Linked DNA regions of Homo sapiens: region 2 is linked to region 1. A link is a loop called in an ENCODE intact Hi-C map of the cell type or tissue named here. Cell type or tissue: CD4-positive, alpha-beta T cell. All regions are shown on one strand. Each heading gives the region's core, and the rest is flanking DNA. Links, peaks and the distances in the headings are about the cores only. Region 1 overlaps WWP2 (WW domain containing E3 ubiquitin protein ligase 2). Region 2 overlaps IL34 (interleukin 34).

The links. Peaks named below come from ENCODE experiments on the same cell type or tissue, not always from the same donor. Only the 100,000 strongest peaks of a DNase experiment are listed, where the experiment ranks them.
Region 2: it touches region 1 in a loop (25-fold over the local background); 3 of 110 quality-filtered maps call a loop at or near these places.

The regions. Positions count from the first base shown.
Region 1 is chr16:69,795,481-69,798,391 of GRCh38, forward strand. All of the region lies in intron 2 of WWP2 (WW domain containing E3 ubiquitin protein ligase 2), which reads left to right. Among named protein-coding and RNA genes, the nearest start is that of WWP2, 35 kb to the left of the region's middle. In CD4-positive, alpha-beta T cell, for the core only: CTCF peaks have their summits at 1,187 (motif pointing right) and 1,387; a DNase peak (open chromatin) is centred at 1,231.
Region 2 is chr16:70,652,544-70,655,454 of GRCh38, forward strand. IL34 (interleukin 34) reads left to right here. Exons shown (of 6, transcript NM_001393494.1): 2 at 1,995-2,128. Among named protein-coding and RNA genes, the nearest start is that of IL34, 7.4 kb to the left of the region's middle. In CD4-positive, alpha-beta T cell, for the core only: a CTCF peak has its summit at 1,344 (motif pointing left); a DNase peak (open chromatin) is centred at 1,358.

The sequences.
Region 1 (2,911 bases), core at 212-2,711:
CACAGATGTGGAACATTTTCGTCATCATGGAAGTTCTCTTGGGTAGTGATGCTATAGACACATAGAACAGAAAGCAAATGTGGCAAAATGATAACAATTGGTGAAGAGTATACAGTATTTATTGTTCTATTTCAATTTTTCTATAGATTGGAAACTTAAAAATAGGAGGTTTTTTTTTTTTTTTTTTTTTTTTTTGTGAGAGTCTCTCTCCATCACCCAGGCTGGAGTGTGGTCTCAGCTCACTGTAGCCTCCGCCTCCTGGGTTCAAACAGTTCTCATGCCTCAGCCTCCTGAGTAGCTGGGACTACTGTTGTGCCCCACCACGCCCAGCTAGTTTTTGTATTTTTGGTAGAGACAGGGTTTAGCCATGTTGCCCAGGCTGGTCTCAAACTCCTGGCCTCAAGTGATCTGCCTGCCTCGGCCTCCCAAAGAGCTGGGATTACAGGCGTGAGCCACCATGCCCTGCTTCAAAATAAGAGTACTAAATGCCAGTATGATCCTAGATTGGGGCCTGGACCAGAACAAATTTTTTTTTCTTTCTTTTTTTTTTTGCGATGATGGGCATCGATAGGACAATTGGCAAAATACGAATAAAGTCTGTAAATTAAATATTAGTATTATAAAAAGTTAAATGTCCTGATTTTGATAATTGTGCTATTGGTTATGTTAAAAAATGTGTTTGTTGGGAAATACACCCAGAAATATTTAGGAGTAAAGGGGCACAATGTCTAGAGCTTACTCTCAGAGTTTCAGGAAAAAGTGTGTATGTGTATGAGCGCAGATACTTCTCAACTTACAGTGGGGTTACGTCCTGAAAAACCCATCATAAGTTGAACATATCGCAAGTTGAAAATGCATCTGATACTCCTAATCTGCCGAGCATCATAGCTTAGCCTAGCCTACCTTAAATGTGCTCAGGACACTTCGATATCCCGCAGCTAGGCAAGATCATCTGGTGAAGGGGTACACGGCAGAGTATCAATTGTTTGCCCCTGTGATCACGTGGCTGACTGGTGTTGCGGCTCACTGCCGCTGCCCAGTAGTACCGCATATGACTATTCTGCGAAAAGACCAAAATTCAAAATTTAAAATACAGTTTTTACTGAATGCATATCGCTTTCGCACCCCTGTAAAGTCAAACGTCCTAAGTAATGCACCATTTGTAGTCCCTATTTTTTAAAGGCATGTAGATTCATGCTCTTACCACCAGGTGGCCTCAGTTAACCTTGGTCCGTGTGTAAATCACTGCACCTCATTTTTCTACCCTGGGCCATGCCTCAGTACCACAAACCTTTGTCCCTAGTACTGTTCCCTTGTCGCTTCTGAATCTTAGCCACAGCTGATTTTTTATCTGTTGTCTTCCTCCCTTCTGTTCCTTTGGGGCCAGAGGAAGATAGTTACTGCTATAAAAAATCTGAAGGTGAATTTGGCCTTTGCCAAGTTGTAGACACCATTGTAGGACTGTCACCTTTCAGAAGAGTCTGGGAGGGAGGGATTTGCTTATACTCAAACAGGGAAGCTCAGGCTAGGATAGACTTGCCATTACAGGCAAGGGAGCATCAGTTGTATCTCTGATTTGGGGCAGGATGGGAGACGTCTAGATGTGTTTTACCCTAGCGACCTGGCGTTTCCACCAGGGGTAATATACACTAGGATGTCTGTCTAGCTCCTCGGTGTGATGCTTGTGTAGCTTTGTACTCCATGAGTCTTTGGCTTGCTGGTCCCAAACGAACATCAGAATTGTTGCCACATGAAGGCTATGAGCGGAAGAAGAAATGTAGATGACTAACGACACATGGCAAAAATATTCAACCTTGCTGGTAATCGAAGAACAGCAATAGAACAAATAAGTAAAGTTCAATAATAATATGCAGCATGATGTGGAATCAGACCGGCCGGGTGCACAGTCTGGCTTGTAGCTCCCTGGCTATGTAGAGTGGGAGAGTGACCTTGCCTCTCAAGCCTGTTTTCTCCTGGGTAAAATGGGGTGATGATATATTCCCTGCCTCATGGGTTTGTTGTGAGGATTCAGTTAGAAAATGTATGCACATGGCAGAGGGTCTTTAATAAGTACTCATAAAATCTTAAATATTATCTTTATTTATTTCAGTTAAAATTTATAAATTGGCCAGGTGCGGTGGCTCACGCCTGTAATCCCAGCACTTTGGGAGGCCAAGGTAGGCAGATCATCTGAGGTCAGGAGTTTGAGACCAGCCTGGCCAACATGGTGAAACCCTGTCTCTACTAAAAATACAAAAATTAGCCAGGCACGGTGGCGGGCGCCTGTAATCCCAGCTACTCAGGAGGCTAAGGCAGGAGAATTGCTTAACCTGGGAGGCAGAGGTTGCAGTGAGCCGAGATTGTGGCATTACACTCCAGCCTGGGCAACAAGAGCCAAACTCTATCTCAGAAAAAAAAAAAAAATTATAAATTTTGTTATGTTCCCAGGCTGGTCTTGAACTCCTGGGCTGAAGCAGCCCTCCCACCTTGGCCTCCCAAAGTGCTGGGATTCCAGGCATGAGCCGCCACGCCCGGCCTTAGCTGTTGTCTTTACACCATGCGTTTTTAACCCATGGATTTGCAAAAAGTGAACAAGCATATCCCTTAGCACTCTGTGATGTCTGGTAAAATGAATATTCTCCTGTAGCACTGATGGGAGGCTACATGGGTTTACCTTTCTTGGAAAGGAATGGGCAGTTTTAAGAACTTTAAAAAGTGTTCGTATCCTTTGGAGGAATACTCAAGAAAGGCATGCAGATGTATATGTTCACGGTAATTTCCCCAGAGCGAACAATTGCAAGCAGTCTATTCGACAATGAAAGAATAGTTAACATATACCTATTATGGGCTTGTATTGCAGTCATTTAAGAGTGACTTATGGGGGTGAAGAATTTTTAAAGAATTGAATAAA
Region 2 (2,911 bases), core at 207-2,706, 860 kb after region 1:
GCTTCACTAAGCATATCTAATTGTTCTCATAGCACAGCCACATCTTTGACAATGTGATTTTTATTGGCTACATGCATTATTATGGAACGTCTAGGCCATTTCCAGATTTTCACTGTTATAAAATAAATGCTGCTCTGTACATCTTTGTTCATAATTTATTGGTTATATCTTTTTTGCTTTTCTTCCAATTTATTCCTAGAAGTGTATTTACTGGGTGAAAGAGTATAGACATTTTTAAGGCTTAGTGGTTTGAAGGGTGCGGATACTACTAAATCGATTAATAACAGAAATTGCTAAATTGCTTTCCAGGACAGCACTTGTCTCACTACTTGGCCAACATCAAGTAGTAATTGTTAAAACGAAATGAGCTGGGTGTATGACCGGGCATGGTGGCTCGTGCCTGTAAATCCAGCACTTTGGGAGGCAGAGGCAGGGAGATCAACTTGAGGTCAGGAGTTTGAGAACAGCCTGGCCAACATGGTGAAACCCCATCTCTACTAAAAATACAAAATATTGGCCGGGTGTAGTAGCCCCTGCTTGTAATCCCAGCTACTTGGGAGGCTGAGGCCTGAGGCACGAGAATTGCTTGAGCCTGGGAGGTGGAGGTTACGGTGAGCTGAGATTGTGCCACTGTACTCTAGCCTGGGTGACAGAGAAAGATTCTGTCTAAAAAAGAAAAAGCTGGGAAGCTGGGTGTAGTGGCACATGCCTCTCATCCCAGCTACTCAGGAGGCCACGATGGAAGGACCGCTTGACACTAGGAGTTTCAGACAAGCCTGGGCAACATAGCAAAACCCTGTCTCAAAAAAAAAAAAAAAAAGCCCCAACAACCCAAAACCACAAACACAAAAACTTTTTCATTTGAATAAAATGGGCCAGGCACAGTGGCTCACACCTATAATCCCAGCACTTTGGGAGGCTGAGGCAGGAGAATTGCTTGAGCTCAGGAGTTCGAGGCAAGTCTGGCCAACATGGCGATACCAGGTCTCTACAAAAAATACAAAAATTAGCAGGCGTAGTAGCATGCAACTGTAGTCCTAGCTACTCTGGAGGCTGAGGCAGAAGGATCGCTTGAGTCTGGGAGTTCTAGGATGCAATGAGCCATGATCCCACTACTGCACTCCAGCCAGGGTGACCAAAAAAAAGAAAAAGAAAAATTATATCTGATTGTTTTAATGTGAATTTATTTATCTAGTTAGTGAGTCTGATATTTTGGGTAGTTGCTGGCCTACTTCTGTTTTATTCTTTCTGCTCTGATGGACTTAACCTTTATTCATATTTGTTGCGAATTCTCTCCTTTTTTTCTGTTCAGTCACATGGAAATCGTATAGGCTGTTTTTGGAGTCACAGTGACCCCCAGTGGCAAAGGATGGTAATGTTTCAGCGGCTCGTTTGTTGCAGGAAGAGAGGCAGCCAAGTATGAGATCTGCTTAACGTCCTAGAATGACCAGACTGGAAGGCGCTACAGACCCGCTGGCATAGTTAGCTGGGAGGGACACTAAGATCAGATAGAGCAGGAAGGAAAGTGGTGTGGGGCGTGGGTGACTGAAGAGTCATTTTATCAAGTTGAAACCAGAATCCAGGATGATTCGATCTCCTGAATGCCGGGCTGGAAAACCCAGCAACGAGCTTTGAAAACATATCACCCGGACACCAGGGGCAGAGGCTGTTCTGGGCGGGAGGTTGTGCCTGCCCCACGGAGCGACAGAAGCGGGGAGACCAGACGTCGACCCTGAGGCGTGCCTCCTGGGGGGCTCCAGTGGCCGGCATGGGGTGGGTGTGGACTCTCTGCACTGCTAGTGCCTGCCTGACCTTGCTGTTCTGGAGCCAGACCCCAGGGAAAGCATTCCAGATCCCGTGCCCCCCACCACACCTTTCCCATTGGTGCTTGTCTCCTATGCAAATGGATGATGGTTGTGCTCGGCTTTGCGTGTTGTGGACGGCGTGGATGAGATGGAGGGTGCTCATGTGCTCTTGTCGGGTGTGGTCCACAGATCTTGGGATCTTCCTTGGCGTGGCCTTGGGGAATGAGCCTTTGGAGATGTGGCCCTTGACGCAGAATGAGGAGTGCACTGTCACGGGTTTTCTGCGGGACAAGCTGCAGTACAGGAGCCGACTTCAGTACATGGTAACCACGTGGGCACCAGCTGTGTCCCTGTCCCCGCGTCCCGGGGTTCACCTGGCATAGGCCTCTGGACATTCAGAGCCCTTCTTAGGACCTGTGTCAGCCCTGAGCCGACCATGGCCTGTTTCTCTGCCTTTCTCCGAAACCTACCCATGCACCTGGTCTGCACTTACTGACCCTCCTCCTGCCATCTCCTGGGGCCTCCACCCCTCCTCCTCGATCTCACTTTAATCCCACCTCCATGATGGCAGTCACCATATGACTCAGGAATGGACACCTGGAGCTCTTTGACAAACCCCAGGCACTTATTAGCCAGGGAGCTAAAGACCTAGAAATCGGAATATTTGGTTCTTTTTGCAGAGTGGAGATGTCTGTGTGGCTCTATGTATCTTTTTTTTTTTTTGAGACGGAGTCTTGGTCTGTCACCAGGCTGGAGTGCAGTGGCTCAATCTTGGCTCACTGCAACCTCCACCTCCCCGGTTCCAGTGATTCTCCTGCCTCAGCCTCCCGAGTAGCTGGGACTACAGGTGCGCGCCACCATGCCCAGCTAATTTTTGCAATTTTAGTAGAGACGGGGTTTCACCATGTTAGTCAGGATGGTCTCCATCTCTTGACCTCGTGATCCGCCTGCCTCAGCCTCCCAAAGTGCTGGGATTACAGGCGTGAGCCACTGCGCCCGGCCCTTTTTTTTTCTTTTTAATTTTTTAACTTTTCCTAAAAATCCTTTTCTTTTCTTTTGAGACAGGGTCTTGCTCTGTTGCCCAGGCTGGAGTGCAGTGGATAATT